Linked DNA regions of Homo sapiens: all the other regions are linked to region 1. A link is a contact called in ENCODE Hi-C or POLR2A ChIA-PET data. All regions are on one chromosome and are shown on one strand. Each heading gives the region's core, a stretch centred on a gene start or an enhancer-like site at or near the end of the contact. The rest is flanking DNA. Distances are from core to core; before and after follow the strand shown. Region 1 holds the start of ZFHX3-AS1 (ZFHX3 antisense RNA 1). Region 2 holds the start of ZFP1 (ZFP1 zinc finger protein). Region 3 holds the start of ADAT1 (adenosine deaminase tRNA specific 1). Region 4 holds the start of WDR59 (WD repeat domain 59).

Region 1 (3,818 bases), core at 1,240-3,739:
TCCCAGATCACTTAAAGATGTCAGACACCATTACCCTAATTCTAAAACCAGACAATCAAAATAAAGCAAAACTGAAGACCAATCTCCCCAAAATGGCAACCGAACAGTGAAAAAAAATTTAGTTAAAGCCATTCCTCACATCATATATAAAAGCAAATTTCAGGTAAGCTAATGTTCTCATGTGAAAGATAATGCCTGAGATGGTTAGGAAGAAGATTATGAGATTATATTCAGGTATATGCTGGTAGAATTCACCATAAAATTATTTTAATATAAAACATCCAAAAAATTAAGGCACACAAACTATTTTCACTCTTCATGTTGATCAAGAATTTTCCTATTTCTTGTTAATTCAAAAAGACTCTGGATGCAATACCTTGTGAACTTATTTTTTGGTATGCCCCTGTGCTCATATACTACCTTACTACCTTTATCTCTCTGTTTTTTGTTTGTTTGTTTTGGAGATAGGCACGATCATTGGCCACTGCAGCCTGGAATTCCCCGGCCCAAGTGATCCTCCCACCTCAGCCTCCTGAGTAGCTGGGAGCAAGGCGAACACCACCACGGCTGGCTAATTTTAAAATTTTTTTGTAGAGATGGGGTCCGACTATCGTCTTGAACTCCTGGGTTGGTCTCGAACTCCTGGGCTGAAGCAGTCTTTCCACCTCAGCCTCCCAAAGTGTTGGTTGGGATTACAGGCGTGGACCGCCACACTTAGAAATGACTTTTCTAATATCCTTAAATCAGAGCTCATGTAAAATTTTCAGCCTTCTCATTCCACCTCCCTCCGAACTACAAGTCTTAAAACTAAGAAATGACAGCCATTCGGTAGAAGTTAAAACACTGTTTCGCTGCTTATTTCTACTTAAAAAAATTATATACATAGATATATATTATGTAAATATATATAATTATATATATAGACATACGTGTGTGTATATATATAAATAAACGTGTAGAATTGGACTGGGGTCCCACTAATATCCACATTTCAAAACAGAATCTAAAACTCCCTAAAACAGGGTTGGGCTCGGCGGCTCACGCTTGTAATCCCAACCCTTTGGGAGGCTGACACTGGAGATCAGTCTGAGCAACAAAGTCAGATCTCTTTTCTACTAAAACAAAATACAACTCTCTAAAACTAATACAAAATTTTGTGTGTATGTGTCATATTCTGGAGAAAAGCTCCAAGGTTTTCCTCTGGGTCTTAAACAGGACTAAGACCCCCCACCCCCAAAAGAATCTCTGTTCTAGAGGCTAAGCATATAGAAGCTCATACTGCATTATCAAACTGGAAAGTTAATAGAGGATTTTCATGGTCATATACAGGAGAGGTGGGGAAAGCTGTCTATTTAGACTGTAAACTCCTAAAATGTTCATAAATCTCAATGGAAATTAAATCCACCGGGGTGGGAGAAGTATCACAATAGACAAAGAAGCTAAAGGTTAATGAAGAGAAGGTTTTAATCAGTGGTTACTTTTGTGCTTGGGATCAATCCTCAGTTTGTCCTCCAACGTAACTTTTGGCATTATTCATTTCAAAGTCTGAACAGTATCCATAAACCCAATACGAAACCTATGGATCCAGAGGGTCCGACCGAAAACAAAACAATTATGTTTCCGATGTGAACGCATCAATAGCTTACTTTTGTAGCGCTTTATAAAACGCTGTCACTTGCTGCTTTCCACGTCATGATATTCCCGGTCGGGAAGAGTAGGACAGCAGCATCTTTTATGAATAAGGAATTTTTTGGATTCAATTTGTGAGGTGTGGGACGCTCACCAGGTTGCGCGAAAACCATTTTTCTACATCGTCAAGTGCACGCACCCCGTGTCTCATAGTATTAGTGATGAAGACGAGGATGAAACTACCAAAGACATCAGTGGGGAGTGAATTATACTTGGGGGAGGTGTAAGCACGTCGAAATAAGGAAGCTGAGAGACATTTTGTGAAAGAGGGAAGGTAGCGTTAAGAGGAGCCTTCCATCAGGGGCAACAGAACGGGGGCAGGCGTGGCGTCTCTGGGACTGCCGGAAAACGACGTGAGGGAAAAACTCAGAGGCTACGAAAAGGCGAACAGACGGAGGGCCTGCCTCAGGGGAGCTAAGCAGCTCGCCTGAAGCCCCCCATCTGGAAATGACGTGTTTAACTCGGCGCCCCTGCAGCTCCGGCCGCCCTTTTTTGTTTAACTCCGCGCCCCTCCAGCTCCGGCCGCCCTTTTCGTCGCTCTCCCCTCGCGGTCGCTCACCCCTGAGATCCCTGGTTCCACTGAGACGCTCAGCTTCATTCGGCAACTCGCGGACACCAAGCGCCACAAATTCAAATACGAGATCTAGAGACGCTGGGTCTCAAACGTCTCCCAGAGTGAAAGACAGAGGAACCAATCGAGGCTCGGCTGACCTCAGACGTCTAAGGCGATAGGCGTTGCTAAGAAAAGGGGGTGGGACGATACCCAGTTGCCAAGACGACGGCTTCCGGGTGGGCGGCTTGAGGTGGCTTCCGGCCGCCAGGCGAGACTCCGCGGGAAAACTCCCTGCTAGAGAGACTAGGAGATTTGGGGCTGCGGCCGTTTCCTCCGGAGCACCCACGGGACTGTGTGCTGGGGTCCCTCCACCGGCTGTGTCCTTTATTCTTCTTTCTCACCCAACGATTTACCTGAACGGTTATAAAGTGCACGTTATTTCCCTAAGGTAAGCGTGTGGTAGCGCCTCCTCCTCCTCCAACAGGGGGGTAACAGAAACCTGCTGTCAACTTTGTTACCCAACATAACTGTACTTAACCACAAAAAGTTGAAATTTTGGATCTTTAAACATTCAATAACCTCTTGCTGTGTGAGGTTTTTTAACTGCACTACATACATTTTGTAGTCTTTAACCATTGAATGCGATTTAAGTTTACAATGAAATTTAACGTTCTGGTTGTTTCTGACCCCAAATTTCATCTGAACCAGTTAATGGACGAAGAACTGAAATTTTATTTTCTGTGACAGTCTCATAGGTTCTCAGACTTAAGTTCTTAATCGCCCATAAATCTGAAGGCAGGTGTTAAAGATGAGCAGGTGATTTGAGCCCAGTCCATGCCAACACTCAAACTAATTCAGCTGAGACTCCTTTCGTTAGGAGCATTATTTTAATTTTAAAAATTTTAAACCGAATGGTAAGCATGGCTGCTTTAGTTTCAGTTGTGTCTCATTTGATGATGATAGTCCCACACAAGACGATCTCATTTGTCAATGAAAGTAAACATTAGTGACCACACAGCTTTCTGCAGATAACTCTTTAAACGAACATCTTTTATCAGACCACAGAAATCATTGTTATTGTCACTAAAATGTAAAAACTAAAGCAAAACTTATCTGCTTATCAACAATTTCTTCCTCCATAGCTAAGGTAGGGAAGCATTTATGAAAGCTTAGATCTATATGTGTTTGGGATCCTGCCAACCCCTTTCTTAAAATTCCATCTTCAAAACTCCCTGCTAATGAGCACTTTTCCAACAGCTTGGATGAAACATTCTGAATAATTCGTCAGCCTGAAGGTTAGAAATTTCATTAAATAAAAAATTAAATACACAGAATACTTAAGTATGAAACATTAATGAACTGAGTAATACATTCTTAAGAAGAGGAGGCACTTAGGAAAACACAGGCCACCTGCATTGTGGAGCCATTTAATGTGATGAGATTTGATAAATGGGTAAGAGATCAAAAAATGCCCAGGGTTTCAAAAGAGAATGTTCCATGAGCAGCTTACTGCCTACATAGACCATTTGAAAATCAAACCAACTCAGCAGAAGCCCAAGAGGCCTTCAGATGAACC
Region 2 (4,010 bases), core at 472-2,971, 2.5 Mb after region 1:
GGCTGTGTATGCCTGTAGTTTTAGCTACTTGGGAGGCTGAACTGGGAGGGTCACTTGAGCCCAGGAAGTGGAGGCTGCAGTGAGCCATGATCGCACCACTGCACTCCAACCTGGGTGACAGAGTGAGACCCTGTGTCAAAAAAAAAAAAAAAAAAAAAAAGCCAGGGTAACTTGAGGGAAACATGAGGGAAACTTAAATGTATATTACTAAATGAAAGAAGCCAATCTGAAAAAGCAACATATGTATGATTCCACCTATATGACAACCTGCAAAAGGCAAAACTATGGAGACAGTAAAAATATCAGAGATTTCCAGGGGTTGTGGGATGGATGAATAAATGGAGCACAGATGATTTTTTGGGGGGCAGTGAAACTATTCTGTACGATACTGTAATGGTTACAGGCATTTGTCAAGACCCATAGAATGTACAACATCAAGTGAACACTAATGTAAGCTATGGACTTTGGGTGCCAATGATTTTGTTTTTTAATTTATACTTTTTGAGACAGGGTCACCCAAGCTGGAGTGCAGTGGCACAATCTTGGCTCACTGAAACCTCAGCCTCCCAGGCTCAAGTGATCCTCCCACCTCAGCCTCCCGAGTAGCTGGGACTACAGGTGCGTGCCACCATGCCCGGCTAATTTTTGTATTTTTTTTTTTTTTTTAAGAGATGAGGTTTCACCATTTTGGCCAGGCTGGTTTCAAATTCCTCGGCTCAAGCAATCTGCTTGCCTCAGGCTCCCAAAGTGCTAGGATTACAGGTGTGAGCCACTGAGCCTGGCCAGGTGCTGATATTTAACTGTAGGTTCACCAATTGTAACAAATACACTGTTCTGGTGTGGGATATCAACTTTGGGGAGGTTGTGTGTGCTGGGGGGACATGGGTTATATGGGAATTCAATGTATTTTCTGCTCAAATTTTGCTGTGAACCTAAAACTGTTCTAAAGGATGAAAGGAACTGAGGGTGAAGGGAAATGGGAAGATGGTGGTCAAGGGGTACAAAGTCTCAGTTATGCAAGATGAGTAGTTCTGGGGAGATGCACAGCTATGTGACGATAGTTGACAATATTGTGTACTTGAAATTTGCTAAGAAGATAGATCTTAAGTGTTCTCATCAGACAAATAACTATGTGAGGTGATGCACATGTTAATTAGCTTGATTATGGTGAATATTTCACAAATGTAGATATCAAGTTGTACATCTTAAATATATAGATCTCAACAAATATATATACCTCAACAAAGTGGCCTGGGAAAAAAGGGAAAAAAGCTAGTTGCAGCACATGATACCTTTATGGCCAGTTTTGTAACAACAACAAAAAAATCAAAGTGCGAACTTAATGTTATACGCAGTTAATCTTTAGAAAGTGAGATTATGGATACTTTATTTTGTACATATATTCTAATTAAATACAGTTATAGATTATTTGTGTAATGTTTAAAAGCCAAGTTGTTGTATTTAAGGGGGAGGTGGTGAATTGTAGTTCACGACCCACTCTGGGAAAAAAGAAAACAGTGCAGGCTAAGGAGATTATTTTGGTCGGCTCATCAGACCGCCTAACAAGGCGAAGACTTTCCTGAGAGTCCCTAAAGCCGCGGCCCCGGAGGCTTGTGGGAAATGTAGTCCCGAACGTGGATGGTCCACCCCTCCGAGGACCCTGGGAACGGCCCGCGCCCCTGTTTCTGCGCATGTGCAGTGCTGCGAGCGCGCCGGTGGCCGCCCTTCCCCCACCACCAGCGGCGAGTGGGTGACAGAGCCCCCGTCTCCGCGCGTCTTCGCCGCCCTGCGCCGTGACCCGCTGTGGCACTGGGCCACGAGTGGAGGCTGCGCCCCTCCAGGTACGAGAGGGGCTTCCAGGTAGCTCCGCGCGGCCTGGGGCCGAGGGGAAGGAGATGAGGGATGGGCTCGTGCCCGCGCAGGGTGGGAGCCCAAACTTCGGCTACTCGTAGGCGGCAGTGACCCTCAGGGCGGCGTCCGGGGTTGCCCGGCGCTCGCCTCTGAACGGGGCCGGCGGGGCACGCCTGGCCGAACGTGCGGGGGCGGGGACGGCGGAGGGAAGGGCGGCTATGAGGCTTCGCCTTCTTCTCTTTGTCAGGAGATGCGCCTCAGACGGGCGGCGAAGGGCTCGGGCCGCGCGGGAGCGAGTTCTGGAGCCCCGGCGGGCGCGCGCGCGCGGGACGAGGCCCCGCCGGGGCGTGGTGGGGGCGTGGCCTGACACACCTGGCCACGCCCCGATGCCCGGTGCCTCGTGGGTGGAGGAAGGACTGGAGCCTGGTCAGTTGCCGGTGGTGAAGGAGAACCGTGATCCCTTTGTCAGAGGGTCTTCAGTGAGGTGTTCCCCTGATCCTCGCATCCACCCCGTGACTTCCAGCGTTATCATCTCCGTCGCTATCCCAGGAACACGGGAGGTTCAGAAGGGGAAAGTGATTTCCCTAAGGTCTCACAACCCGGTGGTACTTTATGTGAGCAGCAGATATTTTTTCATTTATCTTTTGATTTTACTCGCTGGTAGATTTTGCCATGTATACGTTTTGACGTTTTAAATTTCTCTCGGGTGGAATTTACTGTTCTTTCCGTTTGGGGCACCCAAAATTCTTCACTACTTTGAAATACGAAAGTTTTCCCATGATTCTGGTGCAGTCACGCTCTGCGTAACAGTGTTTCTGTCAACGAGGGACCTCATGTAAAATGGTGGTCCTATGTGATTGTAATACTATATTTTTGTATTGTACCGTTTCTTTTCTTTACTTTCTTTTTTTTTTTTTTTTTTTTGAGACGGAGTCTCGCTCTGTCGTCCAGGCTGGAGTGCAGTGGCTTGATCTCGGCTCACTGCAACCTCCGCCTCCTGGGTTAAAGTAGTGCTCTGCCTCAGCCTCCCGAGTAGCTGGGATTACAGGCGTGAGCCACCGCGTCCGGCCAGACACAATTTATTGATGTAACTGTTCCTCTAAATACTACTTTAACTACATCACTCAAATTTTTATATCTTGTATTTTCTTTTCTGTTGTTGTTGTTTTTGAGACTGAGTCTCACTCTGTCACCCAGGCTGGAGTGCAGTGGCACTCAGCTCACTGAAACCTCTGCCTCCCGGGTTCAAGCAGTCCTCCTGGCTGGGATTACAGGCACCCGCCACTACACCTGGCTGATTTTTGTATTTTTAGTAGAGACGGGGTTTCACCATGTTGGCCCGGCTGCTCTAGAACTCTTGACCTCAAGTGATTCTCCCGCCTTGGCTTCCCAAAGTGCTGGGATTACAGGCATGAACCACTGCACCCAGCCTTTTTATTGTGTTTTCATTACCATTCAATTCAAATTTTTTTAACTTCCCTTGTGACTTCATTTTTTACCCTTATTTATTTAGATTGTATTGCATAATTTCCAAGTTTTTGGAGATTTTCCAGATCTTTTTTTTTTTTTTTTTGAGACAGAGTCTCGCTCTGTTGCCCAGTCTGGAGTGCAGTAGCGAGATCTCGGCTCACTGCAAGCTCCGCCTACCAGGTTCACACCATTCTCCTGCCTCAGCCTCCAGAGTAGCTGGGACTACAGGCGCCCGCCACTACACCTGGCTAATTTTTTTATTTTTTTTTGTATTTTTAGTAGAGACGGGGTTTCACCGTGTTAGCCAGGATGGTCTCTATCTCCTGACCTGGTGATCCACCTGCCTCGGCCTTGCAAAGTGCTGGGATCACAGGCGTGAGCCATCGCACCCGGCCCAGATCTTTTTATATTATTGATTTATAGTTTAATTCTGATTTGGTCAGAATACTGTGTTACGAATTTCAATTATTTTAAATTTGTTGTGGTTTGTTTTTGTATTGTATTTTTGTTTCATTTTGTTTTAGTAGACTCCTGGTCTCAAGTGATCCGCTGACCTTGGCCTCCCAAAGTGCTTTACAGGCGTGAGCCACTGCACCAGGCCTGTTGTAGTTTGTTTTAAGGTCGAGGATATGATGATCTCTCTGGGTAACTGTTTCGTGTGTATTTGAATAAATATTGTGCTGTTGATC
Region 3 (3,853 bases), core at 1,268-3,767, 3.0 Mb after region 1:
ATAGCATAGCTGAGCAATCTCATCCGCGGTCCACATGGTCTGAGCTGGTATTGAGACCTTGATCAAAAACCACAACCATCAGAAGTACGGAAAGGAGAACCAGTGCACGATGCTACAGCCTCTCATATCCATGCTTCGAGTCTTTCAAATGGAGCAGACCGAGGTTTCCCTATCTGGAACTCTATGGATCATTTTCTTCTACTATCTCCCTGCCCCCTTTTCATCTTTAATGAAAGATCAAAGAAACCCCAAATTCTACCAATCCCCAAAATTATTGTTTCAAGTTTTTCTTAATGTTATATATCTGATACATTTCTAAGGAGTCTGCATCCTCTACTCAACATTAAAGGACACGAGAAGGAAATGTCCTCACTACTCCAGTTTTCACTGGAAACGGCATGTAAAGGGTTGCAGACTCACTTGCTTTGGGCAGACCCTCACTGTATAAGGTTTATCTTTCTGGACAGATGTTCTTATCTGTCTTCTTTTTCCAGGCATTTTATTTTTCTCCTTTCCCCTACAGCAGAGTGTTTCTCTACCGCCCTCTAGTAAATCCCCACTGAAATGTTTCTCAGCAGTTACGTGTTCTCATAGAGCTCTACTTAAGGGTGTGGACTTTGGATTCACCCTTTCTGGGTTCTAATTTTGGCTTTGCCACAAATTAACTGTGATGCTGAATAGACTACTTAACCTTGCTGGGTCTGTTTCCTCATCTGTCAAAATAGTGATAACAATAGTATCTAACCTATTTAGATTATTGTGAAGATTAAATAATACTTAGGGTTACTGTGAGGGTTAAATAAGTAATACTTATAAAAAGCAATTGCTACTATGTTGAGCATAATTAAGGTCAACTGTGATTACTATTACAAAAAATAACATTTGATGATTTTCCTGGTTAATTTGCCTTGAGCTACCTGGTGGTGGGGGTGAAAGGGGGAGGGCTGTAATGGGCATAGAAAGCCATGAATTAAAAAACCATCAAGCAGATCCCTAGGATACTTTGCAGGGAAATCTCTCACTCTTGGCCCTATCAATGCTCACTAGGCACATCCTGATCTCATTTGGACTCAATTATACAAAAAGCTTCCCAGTAGAAGATGAGCTTGTGATAGACATAGCTAAGCACTGTAAAACCAAACTGAAGGCCGGGCGCGGTGGCTCACCTGAGGTCAGGAGTTCGAGGCCAGCCTGGCCAACGTGGTGAAACCCTGTCTCTACTGAAAATACAAAAAAATTAGCCGGGCGTGATGGCGCGTGCCTGTAGTCCCAGCTACTCGGGAGGCTGAGGCAGGAGAATCGCTTGAACCCGGGAGGCGGAGGTCGCAATGAGCCGAGATTGTGCCACTGCACTCCAGGCTGGGTGACAGAGCGAGACTCCCTCTCAAAAAAACAAAAAAGGCTTTCCTGAGCTCCAGTGCATGCAGCTTTTGAAAGATGGTATTGTTATGAATCCCCTGCAGCGCAACGTGCAGGCTCGCTACTGTAGTGAATGCTACTGGTAAATCAGACCACAGTGATTTAAAACAAAAATCTGCAGGAAGTGAGACCCTGTGACTTGAAAGTCAGAGGGCCAGGGCAAGCCTTGTCAAGAAAAGAAAGCATGAGATCCTAGAATCCTCGTTTGGAAGGGACTCACCTCTCATTTCTAGGGAGGCATCACAAGGCAGTATAGTTTATGAAGACCACCTGGCCATCGACCTGAAATTAAACCAGAGGTGCAATTCACAAACCTCGATAGGCAAGGCAGGTAGAAGTTGCCAGAAGAAACAGTGACTCTCTTTAAGATGAAGCAGCCCAGAACGGCATCATCTCACTCAGGTAGTGCGTCTGAATGAGCATGCACAATTGTTTAAATGAATAAATGTTTTGCTACACTGGGTCCATTATAATTCGAGCCTACACCCCCTCCTAGATCTTGAAAACTTGAAGAACTTCTTAGCTGAAAATAACAGCTCAGCTAAACAGGCATTTATTTGCCCACAAGACCGCATCTCTGAACAGTTTCAACAAGCTAAAAAAACTGACGTCCTTTCCAAAGAAAAGGAAGTCGGCTGCCAGGGGAGAAAAGGCTTCAGCGATGCTTGGAGGAAGGGACTCTGGTTTACGCTGGCTCCCTTCCTAAACACTTCCGGAAGCAGAGCCCCTTCCCGGCCGCTGGAGAAGCCTGGGTGGGACCCCGAGTCGGCCAGTTACAGGATAGGAGGTGCCAGGCAAGGCACTGAAGCCATGCAGTGAGAACAGCGTGAGCGCCTGATCCATTGGGTCCTGCGGCTGCCAGGCCAGAGGCCCCGCGCCAGGAGCTCTTCAGGCGCCGGCTGCTGACAGTTCCAGGCGTGGAGCGCCTTCCCACGTGAAACGCGTCCCGGAAGATACGATCCTCACAACCTCTTCCCTCAAAAACAGACTCGGCAAAGTTAGCCCGGATAAACCTGCCCCGTCGCCCCAGCGCCTCGCGGACGCTCCCCTCCCACCTTCAGGAAACGCGCCTAGAAGAAAGCGAGCTTAATCCGCCGGTAAGGCGGACGTGACGTCACAAAGCGCCGGTTCCTTTCGGCTCCCGCTCCCAGAGGCGCGCAGTGCATGCCGGGCCCTGTAGTTTTTCCGGGGAGTCGGTGCCAGGGCCGAGATTCCCGCGCTTCAAGTCCCGCAGCCCTGGCTGCGTCTTAGAGAGGCGTGAAACCGGATGATGGGAGCCGCTTGTTGGCTTAGATATTCCTTCAACTAGAATGACGTATCTTGCAGCACTCGGCTGAATTTTTTTCTTTTTCTTTTTTTTTTTTGAGACGGAGTCTTGCTCTGTTGCTCAGGCTGGAGTGTAGAGGCGCGATCTCGGCTCACTGCAACCTTCGCCTCCCGGTTCAAGCGATTCTCCTGACTATGCTGTATTTCTATCTGTAACATCACTGTCCAATAGATATATAATTCGAACCATATACGTAATTTAAAAATTTCCAGTAGCCTCATTAAAAGTCAAAATAGAAACAATCATATATATTTTATTTAACCCATACATCCCAAATAGTATTATTTCAACATATAATCAAAAAATTTTTTGAGATGGAGTCTCGCTTTGTCGCCCAGGCTGGAAGCGGCGCAATTTCGGCGCACTGCAACCTCCGTCTCCTGGCTTCAAGCGATTCTCCTGCCTCAGCCTCCCAAGTAGCTGGGATTACAGGCGCCCGCCATCACACCCGGCTCATTTTTGTTATTTTTAGTAGAGACGGGGTTTCGCCATGTTACCAGGCTGGTCTCGAACTCCTGACCTCAAGTGATCCGCCCGCCTCAACCTCCCAGAGTGCTGGGATTACAGGCGTGAGTCACGATGCCCGGGGTCGGTCTGTCTGTCTCATATATATATATATATATATTTTTTTTTTTTTTTTTTTTTTTTTTGAGACGGAGTCTCGCTCTGTCACCCAGGCTGGAGTGCAGTGGCGCAATCTCTGCTCACTGCAAGCTCCGCCTCCCAGGTTCACGCCATTCTCCTGCCTCAGCCTCGCGAGTAGCTGGGACTACAGGTGCCTGCCACCACGTCAGGCTAATTTTTGTATTTTTAGTAGATACGGGGTTTCACCATGTTAGCCAGGATGGTCTCGATCTCCTGACCTCGTGATCTGCCCGCCTCGGCCTCCCAAAGTGCTGGATTACAGGCGTGAGCCACCGCACCTGGCTGCCGAGTCTCAATATTTTAAAAAATACTTATGTTCTGTTCTGTTTTTAATGCGAAGTTTAAGAAATCTGGTGTGTGTTACACTTAGAATACATCCCAATTTGGATCAGCCACATTTCAGATGCTGGATAGTCACATGTGGCTACTGGCTACTGTAGTACAGTACTACTACAGTGTAGT
Region 4 (4,092 bases), core at 111-2,610, 2.3 Mb after region 1:
CCCAGGAGTTCCATACCAGCCTGGACAACATAGGGAGACCCCGTCTCTACAAAAAAAAATGAAAAATTTAGTCGGGCGTGTTGGCATGCGCCTGTAGTCTCAGCTACTGGGGAGGCTGAGGTGGGAGGATAGCTTGAGCCCAGGAGGTCGAAGCTGAACTGAGCGGTGATTCACGCCTCTGCACTCAAGCCTGGGTGACAGAGCCAGACCCTGTCTCAAATGAAGTAAAATAGGCCAGGCACGGTGGCCCACGCCTGTAATCCCAGCACTTTGGGAGGCTGAGGTGGGTGGATCACCTGAGGTCAGGAGTTCAAGACCAGCCTGACCAACAAGGTGAAACCCCGTCTCTACTAAAAATACAAAAATTAGCCGGGCGTGGTGGTGCGCACCTGTAATCCCAGCTACTTGGGAGGCTGAGGCAGGAGAATTGCTTGAATCCCGGAGGCGGAGGTTGCAGTGAGCCAAGATGGCACCACTGCACTCCAGCCTGGGCAACAGAGTGACTCTCCATCTCAAAAAAAATAAATTAAATTAAATTAAATAGAAAATTAAAAAATAAAATCTTTAAGCCAATCTTGTAAGTACGACCATCTCCCTTCTACAGGTGAGAAAACTGACGTGTACGGAGTGATGACAGGGTAGGGGCTGCGGGATTCGAACTCGGGCAACACGTGCAGTGTCACTCCTATCCACTACACGGTATTTTCCAGTATGATGGCATTAAGAACCACTTAACCGCGTAGACGCTGCAACAGGCACTTTGCAAACAGTGTTTCATCGAATTCACCCCAACAGGGTTACGTCCACGCAGCTGAGACTTAGAAAAGTCCCGCGACTTGCCTTAAGTCGCCACACGCGGCTAGGGCCTCGGGAAGCCGTCACGCCCTCGCTCCGTACCCTGATTGTGGGAAGCCTCCCCTCAGCACTCACGATGCGCAGTCTCTGCCTCAGTGTCACAAGGCGGACCCCACTCCCCTACCCGCGTAGGGAGCCCCGAAACTCCGTCCATGCTCGCCCCGATTGCCCCCGATGGTCGTCTTCCCTCCCCCGACGGGGCCTAAGAGGTCGGCTAAGCCCCGCCCACCTCCTCAGTACGGGGCCTAGGGTCTCCCCGTAGCCCCCCGGGACGGAAGCAGCCGCGTGGGGGAGGGGAAGCGGGGAGGACGCATGCCCAGAGGGCTCCACTCGGCCTCTAGCTCACCTGGGAGTCACGGAACTCTACAACCACGTTTTCGCTGCTCCATCGCGCCGCCATCTCCCCCGCCCGGCCGCCGCGGCCCCAGGACGGCGCCCTCCCACCCCGCCGTCCCCAGTATCCCGGGACCGTGCGCCCCACACAGCCAGAGAATCAGCCCCGACACGCCCCGTGCCCTGGTTGCTCCTGAGCTCAAGCCATTGGTTGACCCAAGCATAGGCTCCGCCCCTTCTTCCTGGGTCCTCCAATTGCTACACCGCGCCTGCAACAAACAGGCACGCCCTCGCTCACTTCCGTCACTTGGTTTGAGTCACCCACGCTCCTCGCGATTGCGGGCACACCCCCTGCCGCGAGCTCTGCCGGGAGTTGTAGTCCAAGCTCGAGCAAGCGTGGGTGACCTGGGAAGGGCTCGCAGGTTTGGGTTTGGGTGAGGTGAGGTGCCTGTTGTCCTGACTAGCTCCTCGCTGGAGTCCCCAGCATTCGTCCAGACCCAGTCTCAAATCAAAATCAACGTTCGGGGCGGGTGCGGTGACTCACGCCTGTAATCCTAGCGCTTTGGGAGGCCGAAGTCAGGAGTTCGAGACCAGCCTAAACAACATAGTGAAACCCCGTCTCTACTAAAAATACAAAAATTAGCCGGGTGGCGGGCGCCTGTAATCCCAGCTACTTGGGAGGCTGGGGCAGGAGAATCGCTTGAACCCGGGAGGCGGAGATTGCAGTGAGCCGAGATCACGCCATTATACTCCAGCCTGGGTGACAAGAGCGAGACTCCGTCTCGGAAAAAAAAAGAAAAAAGAAAAATCAAAGCTCGTGCAAACCGAAGATACCTCTTCTCCTGATGCCTATCCCATCGAGATATTTAAAAGTCTGAATGTGCAATTTATTGTTTCATACAATACAGCAGCGCCTCCCGTAACAATGAAGGTAGACTTAAATGTGAGAATCCAGCTGTTTTCTTGATCTGTAGTCCAATGCTCTACCTGTGAGCTATACCCCCTCCTGCAATCCAGCTGCTTTCTTTCCTTTTCTTTTTTTTTTTTTTTTTTTTTTTTTGAGACAGAGTCTTGCTCAGTCGCCCAGGCTGGAGTGCAGTGGCGCGATCTCGGCTCACTGCAAGATCCGCCTCCTGGCTTCACGCCATTCTCTTGACTCAGCCTCCGGAGTAGCTGGGACTACAGGCGCCCGCCACTACGCCCGGCTAATTTTTTTGTATTTTTAGTAGAGACGGGGTTTCACCGTTTTAGCCAGGATGGTCTCGATCTTCTGACCTCGTGATCTGCCCGTCTCGGCCTCCCAAAGTGCTGGGATTACAGGCGTGAGCCACCGCGCCCGGCCGCTGTTTTCTGATAAACCAAACATTAAAACAGATTTGCCAGAATTTTTTGTTGTTTTTTTTTTTTTTTGAAAATATTGTTCTTTTTCATTTTAAAATGTATTCATGTGAAGGGCCTTAATGTTTAAATGAAATAATGAATATATTTTTTAAATTCTGTATACTACATATAAAAGTTTTTGGGGGCCGGACGCAGTGGCTCATGCCTGTAATCCCAGCACTTTGGGAGGCTGACGTGGACGGATGGCTTGAGCCCAGAAGGAGGCTGCAGTAAGCTAGGATCACATTACTGTACTCCAGCCTGGGCGACAGAGCAAGACCTTGTCAAAAAAAAAAAAAAAGTTTTTTTGGGATTTTCAGTAATTTTTAACAGCAGTGTAAAGGGATTCCAAGATCAAAAAGTTTGAGAACCACTGTACTAACATGGTGGGTGGTGATTAAGTTTCCTTTTCAGTCCCACACTCTTAAATGTTGATTTAACTGGTTTAGCTTCAGTTTCCCTATAGAAGGGAAAAATGGCTTACCTCATTGGATTGTTGTAAGGAACTAAGCACAGGGCCTGGGATGTAGAAAAGCTCAACTATAAACTATTAATTCAGTTCTAGAAGCCAGGAAATCAATAAAAATAAAATAAAATAAACTGTTATTGTTGTTGTTAATATTATCACTATTTGTATGTGCAAGTCATTGTATGAATAGAGGTAAGAAAGTGTGGTCTCTTCCCTCCTGGAGTATTGGCTATAAGGGGGAAGACAGACTTGTTGACAGATTACGGTGACTAACTTGTTGCCTGGACCGTTTCATGTTTTATTTTTATTTTTTTGGAGAAAGGGTCTCGTTCTGTCACTGAGGCTGGAGTGCAGTGGTGTGAGCATAGCTCACCACAGCCTCCAACTCCTGGGCCCAAGCAATCCTCCTGCCTCAGCCTCCCAAGTAACTGGGACTACAGGCATGTGCTACTATGCCCAGCTATTTTTTTTTTTTTTTTTTTTTACTTTTTGTAGAGATGGTCTCGTTGTGTTGCCCAGGGTGGTTTCAAAGTAGTGGCTTCAAGCAAGTGATCCTCCGGCCTCAGCCTCTGGATTAGCTGGGACCATAGGTGTGAGCCACCATGCCTGATCCCTTTTCATATTCTAGCACTGCATCACCAAAAAGTCTTGCATCCCAAGAAACCCATAAGTTCCAGGCAAACTGGGACAACTGGTTACTCTACAACAGGAATGTGCTTGGCAGAATGACTTGTATATTATAATAGATTTGCAAGCAATATGGCAGGAGAGAAAAGCCTAAATAGGCGACCCGAAATGGCATCTTGAAATCTTGAAGAATATGACATCTGAGCTTTGTTTTGTTTTGTTTTGTTTTGTTTTGTTTTGTTTTGAGACGGAGTCTCCTTCTGTCGCCCAGGCTGGAGTGCAGTGGTGGGTGGATCACTGCAAGATCCGCCTCCCGGGTTCACGCCATTCTCCTGCCTCAGCTCCCAAGTAGCTGGGACTACAGGCGCACGCTGCCACATCCGGCTAATTTTTTGTATTTTTAGTAGAGATGGGGTTTTACCGTGTTA

The links. Hi-C counts contacts between places; a loop is a spot of excess contacts on that map. ChIA-PET counts read pairs that join two places held with the same protein, here RNA polymerase II (POLR2A). Pooled maps may share reads with other maps.
Region 2: a map of gastrocnemius medialis shows a loop between it and region 1 (24-fold over the local background). The contact joins the promoter of ZFP1 here to the promoter of ZFHX3-AS1 in region 1. A Hi-C loop is called at or near these places in 2 of 168 maps with a recorded cell type or tissue (gastrocnemius medialis and naive thymus-derived CD4-positive, alpha-beta T cell) and 6 of 50 pooled maps.
Region 3: a map of CD4-positive, alpha-beta T cell shows a loop between it and region 1 (7-fold over the local background). The contact joins the promoter of ADAT1 here to the promoter of ZFHX3-AS1 in region 1. A Hi-C loop is called at or near these places in 2 of 168 maps with a recorded cell type or tissue (CD4-positive, alpha-beta T cell and CD8-positive, alpha-beta T cell) and 5 of 50 pooled maps.
Region 4: a loop to region 1 is called in a map of CD8-positive, alpha-beta T cell, with 7 times the contacts of the local background. The contact joins the promoter of WDR59 here to the promoter of ZFHX3-AS1 in region 1. A Hi-C loop is called at or near these places in 2 of 168 maps with a recorded cell type or tissue (CD8-positive, alpha-beta T cell and naive thymus-derived CD4-positive, alpha-beta T cell) and 6 of 50 pooled maps. POLR2A ChIA-PET finds 5 or more read pairs at or near these places in 1 of 52 experiments (BJ).

Annotation. Positions count from the first base shown.
Region 1 is chr16:72,662,644-72,666,461 of GRCh38, forward strand. It overlaps ZFHX3-AS1 (ZFHX3 antisense RNA 1), which reads left to right and starts at 2,490. Exons shown (of 4, transcript NR_171704.1): 1 at 2,490-2,690. LINC01572 (long intergenic non-protein coding RNA 1572) reads right to left here and starts at 2,327. Exons shown (of 14, transcript NR_126330.2): 1 at 2,249-2,327. RefSeq lists enhancers at 2,069-2,188, 2,229-2,288.
Region 2 is chr16:75,146,803-75,150,812 of GRCh38, forward strand. It overlaps ZFP1 (ZFP1 zinc finger protein), which reads left to right and starts at 1,722. Exons shown (of 4, transcript NM_153688.4): 1 at 1,722-1,841. RefSeq lists an enhancer at 1,533-1,582 and a silencer at 1,943-2,312.
Region 3 is chr16:75,620,764-75,624,616 of GRCh38, forward strand. ADAT1 (adenosine deaminase tRNA specific 1) reads right to left here and starts at 2,518. Exons shown (of 10, transcript NM_001324445.2): 1 at 1,640-2,518; 2 at 1-57. The coding sequence starts at 36. RefSeq lists a silencer at 388-682 and enhancers at 751-1,271, 1,272-1,791, 1,792-2,311, 2,193-2,432, 2,312-2,831.
Region 4 is chr16:74,983,763-74,987,854 of GRCh38, forward strand. It overlaps WDR59 (WD repeat domain 59), which reads right to left and starts at 1,361. Exons shown (of 26, transcript NM_030581.4): 1 at 1,202-1,361. The coding sequence starts at 1,255. RefSeq lists silencers at 1,107-1,416, 2,452-2,652 and an enhancer at 1,747-1,806.